Regions from separate parts of the Mus musculus genome. Here region 1 is linked to region 2. A link is a loop called in an ENCODE intact Hi-C map of the cell type or tissue named here. Cell type or tissue: left cerebral cortex. All regions are shown on one strand. Links, peaks and the distances in the headings refer to the core of each region. The heading gives the core; the rest is flanking DNA.

What was found. Peaks named below come from ENCODE experiments on the same cell type or tissue, not always from the same donor. Only the 100,000 strongest peaks of a DNase experiment are listed, where the experiment ranks them.
Region 1: it touches region 2 in a loop (28-fold over the local background); 1 of 42 quality-filtered maps calls a loop at or near these places.

Annotation. Positions count from the first base shown.
Region 1 is chr2:126,704,995-126,710,377 of GRCm38, forward strand. Usp8 (ubiquitin specific peptidase 8) reads left to right here and starts at 2,334. Exons shown (of 19, transcript NM_019729.3): 1 at 2,334-2,493. It also overlaps the pseudogene Gm10774. In left cerebral cortex, for the core only: no CTCF peak of the experiment used is centred there; a DNase peak (open chromatin) is centred at 2,295; H3K4me3 peaks cover 1,994 bases; H3K27ac peaks cover 1,051 bases.
Region 2 is chr2:125,854,887-125,860,221 of GRCm38, forward strand. It overlaps Cops2 (COP9 signalosome subunit 2), which reads right to left and starts at 4,196. Exons shown (of 13, transcript NM_009939.3): 1 at 4,050-4,196. The coding sequence starts at 4,103. It also overlaps a transcript of Galk2 not described here. In left cerebral cortex, for the core only: a CTCF peak has its summit at 3,017 (motif pointing left); a DNase peak (open chromatin) is centred at 4,189; H3K4me3 peaks cover 2,139 bases; H3K27ac peaks cover 818 bases.

The sequences.
Region 1 (5,383 bases), core at 236-5,235, 850 kb after region 2:
TGACTTTATACACTGCTCTTGTCATGCCTATTTGATTGCAACGCCATCACATGGGTCTGGAGATTTTCACTTATGGGTTCACGTTCAACTTCTTGCAATTCCTCCAGCACACCCACTCTTTCCTGCTTCACAGTTTAGACAGCTTTGTCCTGTACATACCCATGTCCTACAATACAATTGAAGGAGCATATTTTCATCCAGTTGTCCCTCCTCGTTAAGATTTCTCATTCCATAAGTATTGAAAAGCTCAAATCTCACCCCAGGATGTTTATTAGTAATCTGGAGATATCTTCAGTCTTTCTGCTTTTACTGCATGGCTCAAATTGGGGATTATCTTGCCATTTCTTGTACCTTATGTTTGGTACCCGTTGACCCACACATCTACTTCTTCCTCCATTTACACAGAAACTCATGCAAATGATTTGTGATTTCTAGCAAAATCAGCAGCTGAGATGTTAGTGAAGGAGGAAGAATTCTGTTTGCTAGGAGTGGGACGAGATAGAACCAGAATTACATCAATGCAAATAAAATAACTATAGGTATGGGTTGGAGAGATGGCTCAAGAGCTAAGAGCTCTTGCTGCTCTTCAAGGGGACAAAGGTTCAGCTCCCAGCACCCATGTTGGGTGGTTCACAACTAACATGGCCTCAGAAGGCATCACATGCATAAATACATAAAATTGTTTAAAAAACTGTAGGTGAATATTAAAAAGCAGTATTTGTTAAAAGCGTTTCTGGGACCTCATCTTCAGAGATTAAAAAAAAATATTGTTCTCTGGGAGGGGAAGCACATGGAGATCAAAAGACAACTCGTGTGTGTGTGTGTGTGTGTGTGTGTATACAACTCACGTGTGTGTGAGTATGTGTGTGTGTGGACAACTCACGTGTGTGAGTGAGTGTGCATGAGTGTGTGTGTGTGTGTGTGTGGACAACTCACATGTGTGTATACAACTCATGTGTGTGCGTGAGTGTGTGTGTGTGTGTGTGTTTTCCAGGAATCAAACTCAGATTGCCAAGTTTACCTGGTAAGGACTTCACGCATCTTGTTGGGCTCAGAGAAAATTTTCACTGATACACTCCAATGATGTCTCTCTTCCTTTCAGTCCTACCTCCTTCCAATTGTCAGAGCACCCCAAAATGTTCTCCATGTGTTTTATACTTATTCTCACATTCAGCTCTAAGTTTTTCTTTCCTTACTCAATTCCACAAAGCTGAGCAGAGAAAAAACATTTTCCTAAAATAATCCATCCTCAAAAAAACAATTTCTTCCTTAATTATGAGGGGGAAAAAAAAAACATTTGAGGCTTTTATCCAGTAGTTCCCAGCATTGCACGGTATCAAATCACACCAGTCTTTACTTGTCTAGGGAGAACAAATAGTATATAATTTAGTGTTGATTTTTTAAAGGAGAAATGCAAGATTTTGTTTGTTTGGTTGGTTTGGTTTTTCGAGACAGGGTTTCTCTGTGTAGCCCTGGCTGTCCTGGAACTCACTCTGTAGACCAGGCTGGCCTCGAACTCAGAAATCCGTCTGTCTCTGCCTCCCAAGTGCTGGGACTAAAGGCGTGTGCCACCACCGCCCAGCACAAGAATACCTTTGCATGTAGCTAATTGTAATGGAAACGAAACTAAGGTTTATTTTAAAGGTTGGTAGACTGGATGCTTACTACTCTTTAACGTTTAATGGCAGCCTATCTGCTAAGTATTTTCATTTTATATACTTAGTAGAGCTGTGCTTTTAGATTTGACATGCATTAAAAAGTTGGACTGTCCCAACGGATTTAGTGACCAGGGAAAACAACTCCACTCTTAAGCAATTTTTATGTCCACGAGTAGCCCATCTTTTCTCCACAAGACAACTCTCCAAAGAGTTCAAACCCCAGCTTTGTAAGACTGGTCCTTTTGGAAATGTTGACGGTGTTTGTGCAATGTGTTTTCCAAACACGTCTGTTCTTTAACCAGAGGCTTGGCTTTGGAGAATGTTTATTCCCAAGTTTTAGAAGGTATCAATCCTCTCCCCGTATTTTCCCCCTAATGTCCGATCTGACGGGAAAAATGCACTATTGAGAGGCGCCAAAATATCCTCGATTCCTCCGTGGACAGCTCCAAGTCACAATGTGACACAATCTGAACTGACTTCCACCCGGAAAAGAGACGCGCGAGGACACCGGAAGCGCAGCACGCGCGCTTCCGTCCCGCACCAGCTCAAACTGTCCTTCCGACGCATGCTCAGGCCGGTTCGGCGCTCACCCTTCCGGAGAGGGCCGCCCTGATGTCCCTCCCTACGGGACAGAAAGGCGGAGTTACAGGGTTCACTGGAAGCTCCGCCCTCGCCGTGACGTTTCGAGACGCGACCCGTCGCCACGCAATGCGAATCGGGAAGAGGGGATGAGCTGCGCTGCCGTGCGTCTGAGAGCGAAGGCTCGTTCTCCTTCTGGTGGTGGGCGATGGGCGTCAGGCGAGGAGGCCGGTGTTAGCGGAGCGCGGGCGCTGCGGTGAGTGCGGCCTGGCTCCGGCCCCGGTTCCTGGGGAAGGCGTCCTCCAGCTGCTGGTCATCCGGGAGACGAGCCCTGTCCGCGGAGGGGTGGGACAACCCCAGACAACTGGCTGGTCCAGGGAGGGCCCGACTCTTGGTCGCTCCCGTCCCCCTCCTACGGTGCCCAGCGAGTTTGATGTAGTTTGCCGGTCTCAGAGGGTGGCCTTGACCAGTTCTCCTTTCTGTTGGACACTAGACCCAACTTTGGACTCCTTCCTTTTGCTTCCTTTTTTCTCATTTTGTGCTACCTACAACCCCAGGCCTTAATACGACCATTTGTCATGTTTTCCCTATTCCCCTTTACCCGGGTCACGCATGTTTTCAGTGAAGTACAAAAATTGAGTTAAGTAAACTCACCACACTTAAAACTTCTTCAAAGAGGGCATTTTCTTTTCTTAAAAATGTTTCTTCGTTTGTAGACTTGTGGCACTGACAAGTTCCCTTCACATCTGATGTACCGAGAGAGTTGTCAACCCCAAATCACAATGATATTCCTTTACCCACAAAGCTGCAGACCCTGTTCCTATGTTTTGTTCTTGCTTTCTGCCTATGACCTTGAGTCAGTCATTCAAGAAATATTTACGTGACTCACAGAGGTGTTGCAGAATCTAAGGAGTTTCATATTTATTAAAAAGCTCTAGGGTTTCGGATCAAAACGATGCCTAGCTAAAGGGTGTAATTCTTGGTTGTTCCCCGCCACCACCCACAAGGTCTTACTATGTAAACAGGACTTGTCTCAAACTCACTGAAACCTTCCTCCCTTGGCTCCAGAGATGGATAAAACTGCATCAAGCACCACTCCTGGCAAGGGTATTCTTTTTAAATCTTAGAGTATTCTTAGTTGTGTATATTATCCTACTTCATTAAAAATTCCATGTGTTATTTTTTGGTTTTGGTGGCTTTATTCTCTTTCTTTTTTTCTTACTTTCTTTCTTTTTTTTCTCGAGACAGTTTGTCTGTGCAGCCATAGCTATTATGGAACTCACTCTAAACCACGATTGCCCTTGATCTCAAAGTTCTGCCTGCCTTTGCCTCCCGAGTGCTGCCCACCACTGCCAGGCTCGGTGTATTGTTGGTGGTGGTAGTTTTTGGTTTTTGTTTCTGTTTTAAAGATATCTGCTTTTTTTTTAGTATTTCACTCTTTCTGTTTAAGACTCCCTGGTGAAAGTCAATCATGTTGGATTTAGGTAGTTTCTCATCTATAGAGCACTGGCCTAATTAAGGTGCTGTTGGCTGTATGTATGCTTATTTAAGAATATGAATTAGTATATAACTTAATTATGCCACTGTATCACTGTTGATCCTAAAATGTATATTCCTGCTCTTTTGCCCAGATATTGGGCATTGCACGGATCTTGCAGTAGTAATGTAAGCCTGTGAGGAATGAATAATGAATAGCTTGTGACTTGTAGTTTTTGAGATAACAATGGATAAGATAAACTAACAAAAATATTTAAGGTTTTCTTTTTATTCTTTAACTTGTTGATTTATTTACTTGAGCCTTATTAATCATCCTGATCTTTTGTTGATAAGAATGGAACCGAATCCAGATGGCTTTGTAAACCAGTTGTAATGTAAAGCCAACACATCAAATTTTATTCATTATATACTTAGCATCCTGATTTTCTTTCTTTTTTTTTTTTTTTTTTTTTTTTTTTTGGTGGTTCTGCAAACATCTTTACTAAACAGTTCCTTCCAGGGTAACAGGACTTAGCCACAGGGCCACAGCCAGGCAATACACCAACATCCCCAATAGCTCAGTTTGAACATAGCACGACAGGCTGCCCGTGGCCAGCAGGAGACAGAGGAGGGCAGGCTCCAGCGGTCACTTCTCTAGGGGTGCATAGTTCAGCAGCTTCTCAATCAGGTCCACGTGTGCTAGCAGCATGCGGCGGCAGCAGTAGCGCTTTAGGCCCAGAGCGTCCAGGGCATCCCCCTCCGTGTACTTGGCCTGCAGCAGACCCAGGTAGGCTTCCCATTTGTTGCCGACGATCTTCCCGCAGGTGAAGCAGCGCACCGGGATGATCATGGCGGCGTCTGACATCCTGATTTTCTAAAGGGAAGATTTATTTTGCCCCACAGTTTCGGAGACTTCTGCCCAAGCTTAATTGGCTCCATTACTTTGCATCTGAGGTGAAGTGCAGTCCCCTGTTAGCAAGGGTGTGTAAAGGAGACTGTTTGCCTCGGAGCGGTCAGGAAGCAGGGAGGAGTCTTGCATTTTATCTTGTTATAAAATCCAACTTTGTTCACCTGGATAGTTGCTGATGGTTGCAGCTGGAAATGATAACTGGCATGTCCACATCCAGTCTCTTTGTGTGGATTAAACTTCTCATGGCATGTGTGTTGGGCTCCATGACCACACTTGAGGCAGAAAGTAGAAGCTTTCAGTCTCTGAAAAGCCTGTATCAAGAAATTGGCACATTACTTCTAGTAATATTCTACTGGTTAGAGCAATCAAGGCGCCCTCCCCATCAGCTGATAGATTTATACTATTTTTGTGTTTATGTGTGTTTGGTGCTAGGACACCCAGGGCATGGCACATACATATCCTATCACCCATGGCCTGACTCCTACCTTTTAAAGCAAAAGGCTCTCAAAAACTACTTTATAGGCTCCCAACATGTGTGTGACCACTGTACACAGGTATATAACACACAAACACTGCATGCATTTTGTATGTATCAAATACTCTGTAGCAAATGTAATCTAACCACACATAATTGCTCTTAGAAACTGGGGTACTTTCTTCCTTCCCTTCCTCCTTCTTTTCCTTAGCATTCTAATATTTATTCATGTCCCTTAGAGTTCTTCTCTTCCTTGTTTAGCATTACGCTTTCCTTCATTGCAGA
Region 2 (5,335 bases), core at 1-5,000:
GGCATTCACAATGGATAGAATGAACACGTGCAAATATGTTTTGGATGTTCATGGTTTACAAATATAACTCACCATGGTACATTATGAAAATGTTTTATTATGTGCTGTATGTATTTATGCTTATCACTAATGATTTAACACACAAATCATTGATTTAATTTGATCATTACTACACAAGAGTTGCCCATTACTTATTTTAGCTATCCTTGTGTAAAACTCCGAAATTCTTTACACAAAATATACCAATAAACTAACACACCATTTTAGAAATTCACAAAAGTGTTATTAAGAGTTAGTATTCCCCTCTACTGTAGTTTTAATAGGCAGTATCCAACAATACTGACTGGATTATAACAACATTTCTGAAGAAAACTACCTTTATCAGTGTTAGGGTTTTTGGTTTTAGTGATCTGTTTTTAACCTAAAACAACATTACCTGATTAATAGTTTATCCTAATTACCTTATAACATAATTTTTGGTTAAAGTTTTAAGATTTATTTTATGTGCAGGAGTATTTGCATGGATGTATGCATGTGCACCACGTGTATGCCTGGGGCTACAGAGGCCAGAAGATGTTGGATTCTCTAGAACACTGAGTAAAAGACCACTGTGAGTCACCACATGAGTGTTGGGAACTGGAGTCCTGTAAAAGAGCAGCCAGTGCTCTTAGCCTCTGAGCCATCTCTCTATCCCTACTTTTTAATTAATTTTTTTTAAAGTCACACATTTTTTATAATACTGTAGACTGAAAACAGGTCAAATTGTTACCATCAGGAAAGCAGTCAAACCTACATATAATCTTTGGAAATGTAAAAAGGGCAGTGAGTTGTCAAGAGGGCTCAGCAGATAAAGGTGCTTGCTGACAAGCTGGACAACTGGGACTTTATCTATACAATCTACAGGTTAGGAAAGAACAGGCACCCACAAGTTGTCTAATGACCTCTACATGTATGGCATAGCATGCATGTATGTACACACACACACAGAGTAAATATCTGTGAAATATTTTAGATACATTAAGAATAACACATAAGCTATATCCTGATTAAATAAATAAAGGGGAGGCCGACATTTAACTTGGTTGCTTTTGTGAGTGTATTAAGAACTGGGCAGAGAACTGATAGTGCAAACTTTTATGTTTGTGCACACAAGTGGTATATGTGTTAGTGTGCTACTGTGGTAAGAGAGTCTGTTGGACATTCTGAAACTAAACCTCATCCCCCACCCAATAGACACAAAAAAGCAAAATTTGGGGGCATTAAAATATACTCAAGACAGAACTTTAATTTTCAGGGTGTATTCTTGCCACCTCTTTCCACTAGACTAGGCAAATACAAAAGGTGGCTTAGGGCATTAAAACATGAGTGGGCCACAGATAAAGATATGCTGAGTGTCACTGAGGTCAGAAATGCCCCACAGTGCTATTAACATTTTAATCAATCAATTAACTAAAACGGAATCATGAAGTTCAGCCTCCAACTCATTATGTGGCCAAGAATGGCCTTGAGCTTCTGATGCTTCGTCCTCTCTCGACCTGAAGTGATACAGGACGCTGCCACATCCAGTTCTTCAGTGCTAAAGACCGAGCCCAGGGCTTTTGGAATGTGAGGCCAGCACTCTACCAAGTGAATGAGCCCCACCTCTCATGCAATATTTTAAATGAAGTGATAACTAAACGTCTAACAACCACATTTAAAAAAAAAAAAAAACAGAACAAAACAAAAACACTAGCGTGGCCTGGTATTCCAGGCCTATTATCCTTACTATTCTAGAAGTTCAGGGCAGCCTGGGCAAAAAGTAAAGTTTCAAAAGGTAAAAAGAATGAGAAACCTCCTTAAAACAGGATGTCAACCTTGTAGACTTTCTATAAAAAGAAACAGATAAAGATCCAGGCAAAATAATTACTCAAATAAAAGAAACCCATCTCTAGCAGCTATGGAATGACAGCCACCCTCATCCTTTCAAACACGCAGGACATGGGCATCAGTTACCAGAAAGACATCACGTGCCAAAAATTTTAACTGTTAGTAAAAGAGATATAACACCTTTCACTACTTGACATATAGCTGGGAATCTAGAATAGTATCTACATGAAAAATGGATGAGAAGAGCTATTTAATTTCACATAATGCCCAGAGAAGAAAATAAAAATTTCATTAGTTTTGCAACAGTAAAATCTTAACTCTAAGTTTTTTTTTTTTTTAAAGCTGAAACAACTGCATATTCAACTTTATTTAGGATACATTTAGTATAGACATAAAAATGCTGGGAAAGCAGTCATGTTCAAACACTGTATGTCTAATTAGAAAGCTTCCAAAGCAGGGTGTGCTGATGCATGCCTTTACTCCCAACACCTAGGAAACACACTGAGCGCCAAACCAGCCTTGGCTACACAGTGAGACCCTGCCTCAAAACAAAGCAACAAACGTCCACAAATGAGTAAAGTCTAACAGAATATTTCAAAGATTCTCATTTTCATTCCTACACTGTACTTTTAAGTTAATCCCAGTGCTAATATTCATTTATCTAAAAGTTCATGTATTTCATAGACTATTAGGAAAGGAGGTAAGTGAAAATTTTAAAAACACTACCAGCTAAAATTACAAACATTCAAAAGAAATATCTGACAATTTAAAAACTACTTGTAATGGAAACAAAAGCAAAACAAGAGTTTAGTATCTGTTTACAACTACCTTGTGATTGAATAAATAACAAAATTCTGTATTGAAATCACCAAGCATCTACTATGACTCTCCAGTCACAGCACTTCCTTCTGCAAAATATGTCTTTCTGTAAAATGAAAACCTTTTTTAAAAATTGCAAATGATTTACAGATTCATCTATACAAAGATGTTACACCATTACCTCAAAATAAAAATATTAATGCTTTGAGAATGTGACACTTAAAAGAAAAGAGGGCCTGGAGAGATGGCTCAGAGGTTGAGAGCACTGACTGCTCTTCCAGAGGTCCTGAGTTCAATTCCCAGCAACCACATGTGGCTCACAATCATCTGTAATGGGATCTGGTGCCCTCTTCTGGTGTGCCTGAAGACAGTGTACTCATATACATAAAATAAATAAACCTCAAAATTAAAAAAAGAAAAGAAAAGAAAAGAAAAAAGACGACCCAGACTTCTCCAAGCATGTACACCACAGCTTGCACTATCATCGGATTTTTCTAAAAACCGAACAATTGCTTCCCAATTAAGAAACAAAACTGACACTAATTTTGGGATCAAGATAATTTTCTTAGTTCTTACACAGGCATGCGTTTTGGACTATCAACATAAATCATGGGGTACAGTTTAAAACCTGTAAATCCATTCACAATTAAACCTTAAATGGAAAAGAAATCACCAATCAAACTAGGCAAGTTTGTTTACTTTTATGCCATTGATGATTCAAACACGGATGCTGGGAAATTTCTTAAATCAAGGAAAAAGATCATTGGTTCCAATTCCCTTAACCCCTACCTTTCCCCAGTCCAACCAAACAAAAAGCAAATCTTTCTTCGGAGCTTGTCATGTTTTAGAGGACGGGACGAGTCGTTTAACTACTCCTCCTACTCTTGCTCTGAGCCTTAACCTGGGACCCAAACTGACCCTGGGCGAGACTCTTAGGCTGTTTTGGGGGAGACTCCCGAGTTTCGCAGTCAGGTCTGGGAGCAGGATGGACCACCCCCCTCTTCCAGTTTTCACTCTTCCAGCATCTGGCACCGGCTCAGGTCCAGAGTGGAGAAGAGATGGGCCCCCTAGGGCCCAGACCTAAGCGCCGGGCCGTGGAGGCTCGGTGGCGGGCAGAGAGGCGCCGAGAACCGGCCGCGGCCAGTCACCCGCGCTATCCCTGGGCCCAGCGTCCAGGGCGGCCCCGCCGCCTCTCTCCCTCTCTTCCCAGGCCCCACAGGCCCGCGACGCCAGGCGAGGAGGGAAACCTGTCCCTGGGCAGGGCGGAACCGGGCCGACGAGCCCCGGGAGGGAGCTGCAGCCTCTCGGCCTTGGCACCACCGCCACATCCCACTTCCAGCCCCCGCCCGCTCCCTGCGCCTCACCAGGTCGTAGTCCTCCTCATCATCGCACATGAAATCATCCTCCATGTCAGACATCTTGGCCGGAGGGGGGAGGGGGAGAGGAGAAATTAGAGACAGCCTCCTCCCACAGTGCTCCGCGGCCCAGAAGCGTCACTCCCGAGTCTCCTCGTCTTCCGGTCTCTCCAGGAGAAGATAAAGCTCATTCCGGAACTAAAGCGCTCGACCCTGAGATGATTTACTACGGCTCCCAAAGGGAGGGCACAGCCGGCTCTTCCTGAGCGACAGTTTGTGTCTTAGCAACTAAGCGTAGCAACTACGAAATCGGGCGTTGCGGGTCCTATCTGAGGGGCTTCGAAAACCTTCTAGCTGTATCCAGCGTCCTAGGTGAGGGAACTGTCTCCTTCCTTGCCTGGGACTCTGGAACCGTCTGTTTCTAATGAAACATGCCCGACCTATCTGAAAGGTAGCGTGCCTCTACCATTGTTATCTATGTGTTTTCTTTCAACACCCTGTAGTGGTGTTTTTACAGTGGTGTATTTACAGCAACACAATTGTCTAGTAAAGTTATGTTTGTAGTTAACAAAAACAGTTCTGTGGATATCCCGGTTTGGATATGCACTAATCAATTGTTCAATTATTTAATGAATCACAAACGTGCATTAACTGCTTTTAGGATGAAATGAAAGTAACAGTTGGTGACAGATTTTTTAAAAATGCATTGTCGCAGAAAACCATTAGAGTTCAGAGTGAAGAAAAATGTGGAAATAAGGCAATCCCCCTTTTTGGAGAAACCTTCCAAATTCTGTACACAAATGCTATAAAGTTATAAAGTAGATATAGGTTAGAATTTAGGCCCAATTGTTATCTATACAGATGAATTAAACATGCCCAAATTACCAAAGGTAAAAACAAAAAAACAAAACCAAATCAAACAAAATTACCTGATTTTATCTTCATCATGCACAGCTGATGTTGAGCACAGTTCAGCATTAACATTCACACCTTCGGGTTGAATCCTTACAGACCCCGCTTGGCTGTGCTCCAGTGACTTCTGAAGTTGTACCTGATGTCATTACCAGCTTTTCTCTGAATCCACTGGAGAACAGGATACTTTTGGTTTTGTTTCTAAGCCAGAAATTGCTTGGTTCTAAAAATCTTGTCAGAAGACGTTAAGGTCAACGATTGTATTATTTTTATATTGAAAACACTGTGAACACAATTTATAGCTGTACATTCAGAATGTTAAAAAATAAGTCTTCAAACGATTTTGCATTGTATATCATTAACATTGATTTTTTTTTCTTTTT